Regions from separate parts of the Homo sapiens genome. Here region 2 is linked to region 1. A link is a contact called in ENCODE Hi-C or POLR2A ChIA-PET data. All regions are on one chromosome and are shown on one strand. The core of a region is the stretch at or near the end of the contact, and the rest is flanking DNA. Distances in the headings are between cores, read along the strand shown.

Region 1 (5,312 bases), core at 1,240-3,739:
CCATGTTGGCCAAGCTGGTCTTGAACTCCTGACCTCGTGGTCCACCTGCCTCAGCCTCCCAAAGTGCTGGGATTACAGGTGTGAGCCACCGCACCCGGCCTGGAAAATTTTAAAAAATCATCTGGACATGGTAGCATGTACCTGTAGTCCTGGCTACTTGGGGTGCTGAGTTGGGAGGATTGCTTGAGTCTGGGAGGTCGAGGATGCAGTCAGCAGTGATCATGCCACTGCACTCCAACCTGGGCAACAAAGGGAGACCCTGCCAAAAAAAAAAAAAAAAAAAGGCCGGGCGCAGTGGCTCATGCCTGTAATCCCAGCTCTTTGGGAGGCCAAGCCGGGCAGATCACAAGGTCAAGAGATTGAGACCATCCTGGCCAACATGGTGAAACCCCGTCTCTACTAAAAATACAAAAATTTGCTGGGTGTGGTGGCGTGCGCCTGTAGTCCCAGCTACTCGGGAGGCTGAGGCAGGGGAATCGCTTGAACCCAGGAGGTGGAGGTTGCAGTGAGCTGAGATCGTGCCACTGCACTCCAGCCTGGTGACAGATCAAGACTCCGTCTCAAAAAACAAAAACAAACAAACAAACAAAAAACATCAATTTAGAATAGTACCTGGAACATAGTAAAATCTATAAATATTAGCTATTGCATGTATACAGCGATAGCCAATTGTTCCACCACGATTTGTAGAATCCTTTTCCCTCTGATTTTATTTTTATTTATTTATTTATTTATTTATTTATTTATTTATTTTGACACGGAGTTTCGCTGTTGTTGCCCAGGCTGGAGTGCAATGGCGGGATCTTGGCTCACTGCAACCTCCGCTTTCCAGGTTCAAGTGATTCTCTTGCCTCGGCCTCCTGAGTAGCTGGGATTTACAGGCGTGAGCCACTGCGCCCGGCCAACATACAAATTTTTCTTATATATTTAAGGTATGTTTCCATCACTGTATTCTTTTAAGTAGGAATTGTTTTAGGGGAGAATAGTTTGGAAGCCAAGACTCCTCTCAACTTTTCTCAATTCACTACATAAGAAAGAAAGATTTTACATCTGTTTCATTTTAGGTATCTAGGGAGAAATCACCCAGATTCTTCCTACCTCTCAGAGGGTGCTGTGAGGATAGATGAGATGCTAGACAGAAAGTTCAGAAAGCTGAGTAACATAAAGCTGCAAAAGGAGAGAACAGAGATTCCATAGATAATATTTTAAGTCAACTACAATTCGTTAAATTTTAAGAAAATTATTTATTTTATTTATTTATCGAGACAGGGTTTCACTCTGTTGTCCAGGCTGGAGTGCAGTGGCCTGATGTGGGCTCACTGCCACCTCAACCTCCTGGGCTCAAGCGATCTTCCCACTTAGCCCCCCGAATAGCTACTACAGGTGCAGGCCACCATGCCCGGCTAATTTTATATTTTTTCGTAGAGCTGAGTTTTCGCCATGTTGCCCAGGCTGGTCTCAAATTCCTGGGCTCAGGCGATCCTCTTGCCTCGGCCTAGCAGTGTTGGGATTACAGACGTGAGCCACTGCACCCAGCCTGTTTTTTGTTTTTCTTTTTTCTTTTCCTGGTTTGTCTTGAACAAGACATATAAATGTAAGACTATAGACTTTGCATTTGATATTTCCCCCGAAATCTTCCCAGGTCATAATTCAACTCCTGGTGTGTTACTTCCTCAAAGAGGTCTTCTCTCAAACACTAGGAGTAAAGCTTCTTCCCCACTCCTAGTCACCTTCTGTCTCACTATCCTGAAGCGCTTTTCACTATTTGAAATATTTGTGTTTATTGGCTTTTTAACTGTCTCCCCTTCCTCACTCAAATATAAATTCTACCTGGGTTGGTAACTCCTTAACCCCATGCTTAGAACAATGCTTTGCACGGGGGGTATAGCTCAGGGATAGAGCATTCGACTGCAGAACAATGCTTTGCATGTAGTATGCCCTACGTTTTGTGAAAATATTTGCTGAATAATATAGTGATTTTAAAAAATCCCCAAGCAGTTTCATGTATCTCATTTGATCATTACAACTATTTGAATAAAATGAGATTGTTAGTCCCATTGTACAGAGACTCAGAGAAGGTTTTCACCCAAGGCAATAGGGCTAGTAAAATGGTAGTGTTAGAATTGCTGTGCGGGTGGATTGCTTTGTCCGTACATGGACTTCATTTCTAGCGCTAAGGGTATTTTAAATTACTTTGCCGTTAAGGAAGCGATGACTCTGAAAGATAGTAGTAACCACCACTACAGGCACCTGTAAAGATCCTCTCTCCTTTTTCCTTTCTTTCTCCCGCTAGATTCTGCAGCCGAACACGTGTGACCTGTGTGGACAGTACTCGCTCAGTCTCCCTCCCCAGCCCTGCCCACAGTAAGCCCGGCCCCTTCTTTTCCCGGAGCCCCCGCCTCTCGGCCGCTTTCCAACTCAGCCCCCACGGATCTCGCCCTTCCCCCGCGGACCCATGACTTCTCGCGAGAGTTGAGCGCGCCTGGCCGGACGGGAGGAAAGTATCCGTTCCGCCAAGGGGGGAAAGGAGGAGCTGGAGACAGATTGTAGGACCGAGCGCGGGCAGGCGGGAGGCAACGGAGCTACCAGCCGGTAAGTCCTTTTAACATTAGCTAGTCCATGATCTGACGGGAGTCTCCCTTTCAACTCTGGCCAGTCCCAGCGTTCCAGGCTGGGGTCTCCCCTCCCAGTCTGTGTTGGACGGGGGCGCTGAGGCGGTGGCCGGGCCCTGTCTGAGGAAGAGGGTGGGGCATAGGCCAAAGCCGACCAATGGGAGAGAAGGAAGCCTCGATTGGCGGCGATGAGCGCTAATGGGAGATCGCTTTTACGTTGCCGAGCGCCGCCCTTCTCTCCCTACTCCCGCCTCCTTCCTTTGGGGGGAAGGCGGGGCCAGAGGCTTGAAGTGTGGGGAGAACTTGGTGTAAGTAGCCCCGGGGGGCACAGGGCGTGGCAAGGAGAGGGGAATTGAATCCTGAGGGAAGGGTAGTCTAGTGGAGCCTAATGGAAGGATCATGGGATGGGGTGGAATGGGAGAAAGAGGAGGGATACTAAACTAAGTTAGAAACCCAGGGCTTCCCAAAGAGTGGGATTAGGAGCTTGGAATTGGAAAAGGGTAATAGGAAGGAGGTAGGAATGAGTAGATGAGAACAAAGATCTTGATCTGGTGACACAACACCCCGTTGGGTTTGGCAGAAAAGATAGATGGGGTGGATTATTGGAAATGAGGGTCATGGCATTTTGATTGAATTAATTAAAAGAACATCAGGGACATGATATCAGAGAGAAAGTATGGATTTGGAGAAAATTAAGTGAATTAATTTAAGAGGACAGTATGGGTGAGCTGAGTCGCCATAAGGCATGGCTTCTGGAAGGATATGAGCCTTGAGAGCGATAAGAGGTGTTTGGGAAGGAGATGGCTGATATACACATGTCTTTAGCCTAGGTATCAGGTGGTTGGGATATTGATTTAGGGCTTCTGGTGGATATGGCACCCAGACTGGTGACCAGCCTCCAAGATGCTGGGATGGGGGTTGAGAAGGAGAAAAATAGAACGCTTTCATCGCTTCTCTGATTTTCCTTCTCCCTCTCTTCTATTACCCAAACTCTTCCCAGACACCAGGATGTGGTCTTGGGACTTAAGCAGTCCAAGTTGGAGCCCCATAGGGACTTAATATGTTGCTCTGAATTGCTTGTTATGTTCTCTGACTGGGGTGTTTACAACCCAGGGCACCTCCTACCCAGATTCCCGCGTTGCTACTTTCCTAACTTTAAAAGTTTGTTTTCTGCTTAACAGAGGGTGTTTTAGTATCTCTGAGGGTCATGTCATATTAAGTACAGGTGTGTAGGGGGTGTGCAGAGTTTTCTCAGCAAGCTCACATGAGTCCTGTGTTTAAAAATTTTGCAGTAGTGTAATTCTTGTAGCGATATCAGTCTTTATGGGCATTCTAAGCAGAAATATACTAAAATGAAGTTTGTTTTGTTAAATGTGGCTTCCCCAGTCATTCTCGAAGAGTTGTCGAATGGGTGGTTGCAGTTTGTTTTAGTTAACTTACATAATGTGTTTTTAAATAGTGTAAATAAAATAGACATGTTATTTCAGGAAAGTGAAAAATGTTCAGTTTTTTCCTTTGTGTCCAGACTCAGAAACTAAAGCTATGTCATAATATCTTAGGCCAAGGGCTGGGGAAATCAAACACAATTTGTACTTACACATGGAAGTTGTAAGGTAAGTGGAGGCTCTTGCGAAATGTAACATGTCTGTAAGAAAAGAAGCTAAAGAAAAGTTTGCAAGCTCTGCTAAGTAGTCTTACCAGTTCTTAATTCTGTACAGAAAAGGGACAGGGCTTTGCCCTTTGTTTGATAGTTGTGTATCATTTAATAACGAATTGGACTAATATAGCCAATTAATAACTTCTTTGCTCTTGCGTAGATTTTGCTTTTACATTCCTTCTCTTCTCCTTTTACTTTTGAGAAGGGAAATAATGTCTGAAATATCAGTAAAGCTATTACATGAAGAGAAACCAGAGTACGTAGTTGTATTAACCTTTGGTTTTCTGCAATCAGCTGAAGCCTTTCTCCCTGGCCAAGAAGTTGCCCCTATAGCACATTGAGACCAATTCATTGCTGACCCGTTAGCATTAACTACTGAGCTGGGTTCTAGTATTTCACAGTAAGTGCATTGCTATTGGACATTCAGAACATTTCCAGTTTGCCTGGCAGCAGTACAGAAAATTACCCAGTGAGAGAGCAGAGTCCCTTGTTTTGGTCTTCTGCCCTAGAATTGGTGATTGCTTTGACTAGGGCACTATTAAACCCAAGATTTTTTTTTTCTCACTAGTGCTACCATCTAGCAGAAAGCTAGAGTGATAACACTGCTCATCTTTCAACTTGTGGATCAAAGTTTACACCCTGTGGTAGTTTCAGTGTTGTAATTTTTAAACACGTTTGTTTACCACGGTTTTAAAATGTTAATAGCTCTACTTACTGTATCTTGTTCTCTTTCCTTTCCTCATTTCCAACCCAAAATGAAAATTGTTTTTTCAACCAACTCTTAAACTACTTCTTTGCCTGGAGTAAAGTCACTGGCTCTGTCTGAACACAGCTGCTCTGAAGTTCTCAGAAGTTATTGTTTTGTGCATGTCAAGACCGAGTTTTTCCTAGGCTACAGTGGGAGGGAGTTAGTGTTACAGCAGCCTCCTATCCACGTCTGATAAGGAGGAGCCTTCTCCTTGCAAGGAAGTTTTAGGTGGAACAGATAGAACTCCACGTAAATGTCTAATAAAGCTAGCTCTTTTCTTGAGACTAGTTAGCAT
Region 2 (5,312 bases), core at 225-2,724, 130 kb before region 1:
CTGGTCTCCCCAGTGCCAGAGTCACAGGACTTGTTCCAGCTGCTCCTGACCAACTCAACTGATAAGCCTTTGTTGAGGGCATGCCCAGAGCTCCATGCCTCTTGGTTGGTCTTGACGACCAGCCTCATCTTACCATGAGCCTAGGAGTTCCAGCAGGGCAGGATTTGTGCTCCTCCCTCTGGATCTCCCCTCAGTGCCCAATACAATGGGCAGCACACACAGGGGAAGGTGTGCGACTCGCTGATTCTGCTTCTTAGGAGTCAGGAGGGAACTAGGGAAAGAAACTGAAGCAGAGACAGAATTCCAGGCCCACACTTTGTAATTTTCCTTTAAAAATCTCAAAGGACACGTGTGTCTCTCTCTGTGTGTGTGTGTGTGTGTGTGTGTGTGTGTGTGTGTGATGTATAGATGGGAGAGAAGTATGATGGTATGAGGTTCTAGGAGTCTGGTTCCTGCCTTGGTGCAGGAGTCTTGGGGGAGCTGGACTCCTAGATCCACTGCAGCCCCCAAGAGGACACAGTCCCATGACTCTGCAGCCCTAAGAGGGCAGCCATACTGCTGAGGCAGGACTAATGCGGGTTGACGTGTCCCTTAGGTTTTAATTTGCTCAGTCCAGTGTGCCAGTCCACATGGTTTCCTTTGTTCTGCAGTTCAGTCCAATCCCGGTCCTCCCTTCTTGTACACACTCAGCAGCACTTCTTGCAATCAGAGCCTAGTGCATTTGTTAGGTTGAACCATTTACAATTTCTGATATTCAATTTTGGGGGGCCTATAAAGTCTGTGACCTTGGTTTTTCTCTCCTCAAAACCCTTTAAGAAAGCTCCAGGCTAGGGAGAGGAGCAGATTGAGGAAAGGCAGAAGGGAAGAGCTAATAGACTAAGTCCCATGTGCCAAGCATGTTACATTCGTTATCACAGCGCTAATTCCCACAACATGAAGCACCTAAAATTATTTCCTACATTTTACAGCTGAGCAAGCCCAGGTTAAGACTCACATGGTGAGGCCCAGGGCTGGGATTCAAACTTAGCCACAGACCCACCGCCACCTAGAACCAGGGAAGTCCCGGCAGAGCCGGAGGGCCAGCAAGCAGTGTCTGCAGCTTCGCAAAAAAGGGAGAGAAGGACACGAGCCAAATTCGACTTCGCTGGTTGGATCGGTCCAGAAGAGCCCCAATTAGTAGGGTGCGGGAGCAATGCCCAACCTGAAACCCGAGGGTAGACGGCCCAAAGGAAGAACCCAGGCAGAAAGAGACAGAGGGTGGAGAGAGGCCTGGAAGGCGGCGGCGGCGGCGGCAGCGGGCAGAGAGGGGCGAGCGGAGGGGACCTTGGAGGGGAGCCCAAGGGGGTGTAGGCAGCGCCAGCGGGCAGCGAGGAGCCCGGCTGCAGAGTCTACCACGCTCGGCATCCGGGGCGGGCGGTGCGGGGCGGAGAAAGTCCAGGAGAAAGTCTGACAACCACGGGGAGAGGGGGAGGGAGAGACCCTGTGGAAGAGAGACGGAGACTGCGGCAAAAAGAGGAAAGGAGGGTTACGGGCACCGAGGGGGAGCTGGAGTCAGCCGCAAGGAGAGAGGGAGCGGGGGAGGAAAAGAGGCGGGAGAGAGACCCTAAAAAGCAAGCTAGACTCTCCAGCCGGCCGCTCTGGTGTGGGGAGGGAGCGTCATCTCAAGGACACTGAAAAAGGCAGGTGGATGGTGCAGAAATGCGGAAGCCGCGGCCCCGGGCGGGCGGGAACCGGCCCGCTGCCCTCGCCCCGGGACGCCCCCGCTCCGCACCCTGCAGGCCCGGATCGCACCCGCACGCACCCCCGACCCCACTCCCGGCCCAGCCAGTGCTCGGCGCTGGCATGAAATTGGCTGCAGCCGTAATGAGTCCGCGCCGCGCGGAGGAGGCTGAGGGCCCACCAGGGAGTCCTGCGCGCCTCGTTTAGCTTGTTTATTGTTCAGGCCTAATTAAAACGTTCCACCGCGCTGCGTTTACATCCGCCCCCCACTAATGAATTCGCGGCCGCCGGGCGATTTCGGAAACTGCCGCGGCCGGAAGGGGGGTGGGAGGCGACAGGGCTGGGGAAAGAGTGAAGGAGAGGACACCCACGCACACCCCTTCCCACTGCCAAAGGAGCCATTAGATCTCTGGCGATTGGCTCCGAGGTCCGAGTGAGCGCCCCGAGCCCCAGCGCCCCCAACCCCTGCAGGCGTTGGGAGGTGCGGAAGGCCGGGCCGCAGGGCTCAGAGGAGGGGCGGCGGGAGGGAGGCCAGGAGAGAGTGTGTGTGTGTGTCCTGTGCGTGCGGAGGCCTGTGGGCCAGGAGGGTATTGCGCGTGGGCACACCTGCTCCGTGAAGCGTGTCCGCGGAGCAGCCTGTGTGCGCAGGAGTGAGTGTGTGCGTGTGTGTGTGTGTGAGTGTCCGTCCCTTTGGCTGCTCATGTGCCTTTCTCCTCCACAGGGACAGTCTGCGCGGGGCTTACAATGTTCTTGTTTCTCCCGCCGTAGCTGTTTGCCGTTTTGCTGTTTGCCTCCTTGTCACGACCTCAGCGACGGCAGATGGAGCCAGTGGAGGGAGAGAGACAGACGGCAATGCTTGGGTAGCCAGGGCTCCCTGCCGGCCCCACTCCTCCTGCAGACACGAGCACGCACACACACACGCGCGCAAAACACACACGCTGCCCTTCGCCACACGTAGCCAAGTAAAATACACAAAAAGCAACTGAGATACCATTCGCACATGACCACATGGAAACACACAAATGAACAAACGCATTCAGGCATAGCCACATGCCAGTCACACAGATGGATAGACAAGAGCCTGGGGTACAAAGCCACATGGCACAAAGCCACCTGGATGTATATGCCCCTACACACGCACACAGAAAAAAACATGCAAACTTAAGTACACACCTATCCAGACAAGTGTGAGTGCACACACACACACACTCACACACTCTACCTGACACGTTAGTGCATCCCCATTGGGCCCCAGTTTCTCTCAGCAAATTCAGATCACCCAGCCTGACTTCAAAACCTGCCCCCTTCCATTCCCCTTCATGCTGGTTCCTGAATCCAGCTCGTTGCTCCAGGCTAGCAAAGCTGTCCACAGCCTCATTTGTGGTTTGCTCACCTGCCTCAGCACCATCAGCCAGAGGTACTCCTGCTCTTCTCCTAATCTATTGCATGCCCTGTTGGGTTTCTCTTTGCACACCTCTCTAACTCCCCCACTCCTAGCAGCCTTCCCTGATGAACTAACTGGCTTGGATTCTGAATTTGCCCTAGTCATTTGCACTTGTTGATCTTTGCTGTGGTGAATGTCAACGGGGTAACTTTGCACCTATAAACATAATGTTGGCAGGGAGGATGACTGTAAGATCCCCAAGGCCAGCACCACTGTGCCCAAGATCATCAGATGCCAGGCCTCATCCCTCCAGTGCCAGGTTGTGAATGCTCCTGGGAACATTACTGCCCAGTTTTAATAGACAGAAAAATGAAACTGGCCCTCAAGCAGCCACTGGAAGATCTCCTTCTGTCATATCTTGCAAGGTTCCCCTTCAGGATTGCCTTTCAGAGCCACTTTGGAGGAGGGCACACCCTCCTCTATGTCTTCCCATTTTCACCTTCTTTTTAACTGGAAATACTGCTCCCCAGCTGGGTCCTCACCTGACTCTCCAGCCTTGATTGCTAACACTTAGGCTGTTTTCAAAAATTAGATCTACCCCTAAAGGATACAAATTTGCCTCTGGTGCAGATGCTCAGAGCTATACTGCAGGCTCTAAAGGTGATCCCCAAAGAGAAATTGCCAGGAATGACCCAGGCACCTGCAGCAGTTGCTGAAACCTGCTATGTTAAAGGAGATAGCATGCATTGGAATAGGTTCTTTGTACTTAAAGAAAATGACAGGGTCACCCTAAAAAAAAAGAAAGAAAGAAAAACTCATTGATTGCCTCCCCAACTCACTGCAGGGTTGTTTCATCAGGTAAACATGATGCTGGGTTGATTCCAGCCCAGCATCTCCAGGTAGATAGGTGCCCTGCCTGCCTTCCCTCCCCATTTCCCCTTAGTCTGCCTCCCTCTCAACAGCCCCCTCTCTCTCCGTGCCCCTCTCGCCCTCCTGCAGTTAGAGGCACTCTCTGCTCCCTGTCTTTTATATATATATATACACACACACACACACACTTCTTGCCTCCATCATATTTCTTTCTCCACCTCTGTCTTTCTCTGACTGTCCTCTGCCAATTTCTCTACTCCCTTTTTCAATATCATTTTCTCTCCCCTTGATCTCTGCTGGGGCTCTGCCATTCTTTTTCTTTCTCAGTCTTTCTCTAACTTCCATCTTTCTTCTGTTCTCTCCCCTACACCCCACCATAACTGCTCCAAGCTGTCCATGCAGAGGGAGGGTGTGTGGCTGTCTGGTTCAGCACCAGACAACTCTGGCATTTTGAAGAGCTTGGAATTGCCAGGTTCCTGCTCACACACACACACAACACACACACACCCATACACACTCACACATATAGGCCTCCCCGCCCACCTGAGTCCCAGGCCCTGGAAGGCCAGCAGAGCCCTCAACCCAGAATCCCCATCTCACCCCCTGCAACCTCTACCTGACCCTTCTTACTGCCTCCCCACCATCACTCTCATTTCCTTTCTCCTTGGAAACCCATCTTCTCCCTCCCCTTCTCTGCTTCTCTCAGTCTACTGATACATTCTGGTATATTATCGGCCCTGGCCCTGGCCCTGGTCCTGGCCCTGGGTCAGTGTGCCTTTGGCTCGGGGTACATGGCTTTCAGTTTCTCCCTGGGCCTGGGACCTTCTCATGCCTCTGTGTCCGTGACTGCTCTGCTATGGCTGGTTTCTGGGTGGCTCTGGCCTTGTGTGAGTCTTCGATCTTTCTGTCTGCTCTCTGGATGCTCCTCTGTCTTGGCTCTGTCCTGTCTCTAGGTCTGTCTCTCCTCTGTCTTTCCCTTTCCACTCGGCAGTGTCTCTGTTCCCTCTGTCCGTCTCTCTTCATCTCCAGAGTGCTGGGACCCACTCTGCCTTATGGGTCCCACTCTGTCCATCTTGGCTTCAATTTACTGGGTCTTTCTGTCCCTGTCTGTGTGTCCGTCATCTCCCCCCTTCTCTGCCTCTTTTCCTGCCCCGCAGTGTTGGGGATGGAGTTGGGGGGGCGCTGGCGCGGAGGGCTTGGAGAGGGAAGAGGGCGGGCGGCCCTTTGTGTGGAAGATTGACGGCCCGCGGTGCAGCCTCCGCAGCGCTGATTAGGATGCAGCGCGGTCTCTGACTGCAGCATTCTCCTCCTCATCGAACATTCTCCACACTCCAAATGG

Evidence for each region. A loop is a pair of places that touch in the nucleus more often than their neighbours do. ChIA-PET counts read pairs that join two places held with the same protein, here RNA polymerase II (POLR2A). Pooled maps may share reads with other maps.
Region 2: a loop to region 1 is called in a map of CD4-positive, alpha-beta T cell, with 3 times the contacts of the local background. The contact joins the promoter of CISTR here to the promoter of ATF7-NPFF in region 1. A Hi-C loop is called at or near these places in 3 of 168 maps with a recorded cell type or tissue (CD4-positive, alpha-beta T cell, OCI-LY7 and naive thymus-derived CD4-positive, alpha-beta T cell), 6 of 37 single-sample maps with no recorded cell type and 10 of 50 pooled maps. POLR2A ChIA-PET finds 5 or more read pairs at or near these places in 3 of 52 experiments (GM12878, OCI-LY7 and naive thymus-derived CD8-positive, alpha-beta T cell).

What each region holds. Positions count from the first base shown.
Region 1 is chr12:53,623,559-53,628,870 of GRCh38, reverse strand. ATF7-NPFF (ATF7-NPFF readthrough) reads left to right here and starts at 2,489. Exons shown (of 15, transcript NR_159377.1): 1 at 2,489-2,592. It overlaps ATF7 (activating transcription factor 7), which reads left to right and starts at 2,489. Exons shown (of 12, transcript NM_006856.3): 1 at 2,489-2,592. RefSeq lists an enhancer at 2,563-2,632.
Region 2 is chr12:53,748,141-53,753,452 of GRCh38, reverse strand. CISTR (chondrogenesis-associated transcript) reads left to right here and starts at 1,474. Exons shown (of 3, transcript NR_186108.1): 1 at 1,474-1,679; 2 at 2,488-3,136. All of the region lies in intron 1 of LOC105378250 (a long non-coding RNA gene), which reads right to left. RefSeq lists a silencer at 1,625-1,894 and enhancers at 2,511-3,099, 4,660-5,187, 5,188-5,312.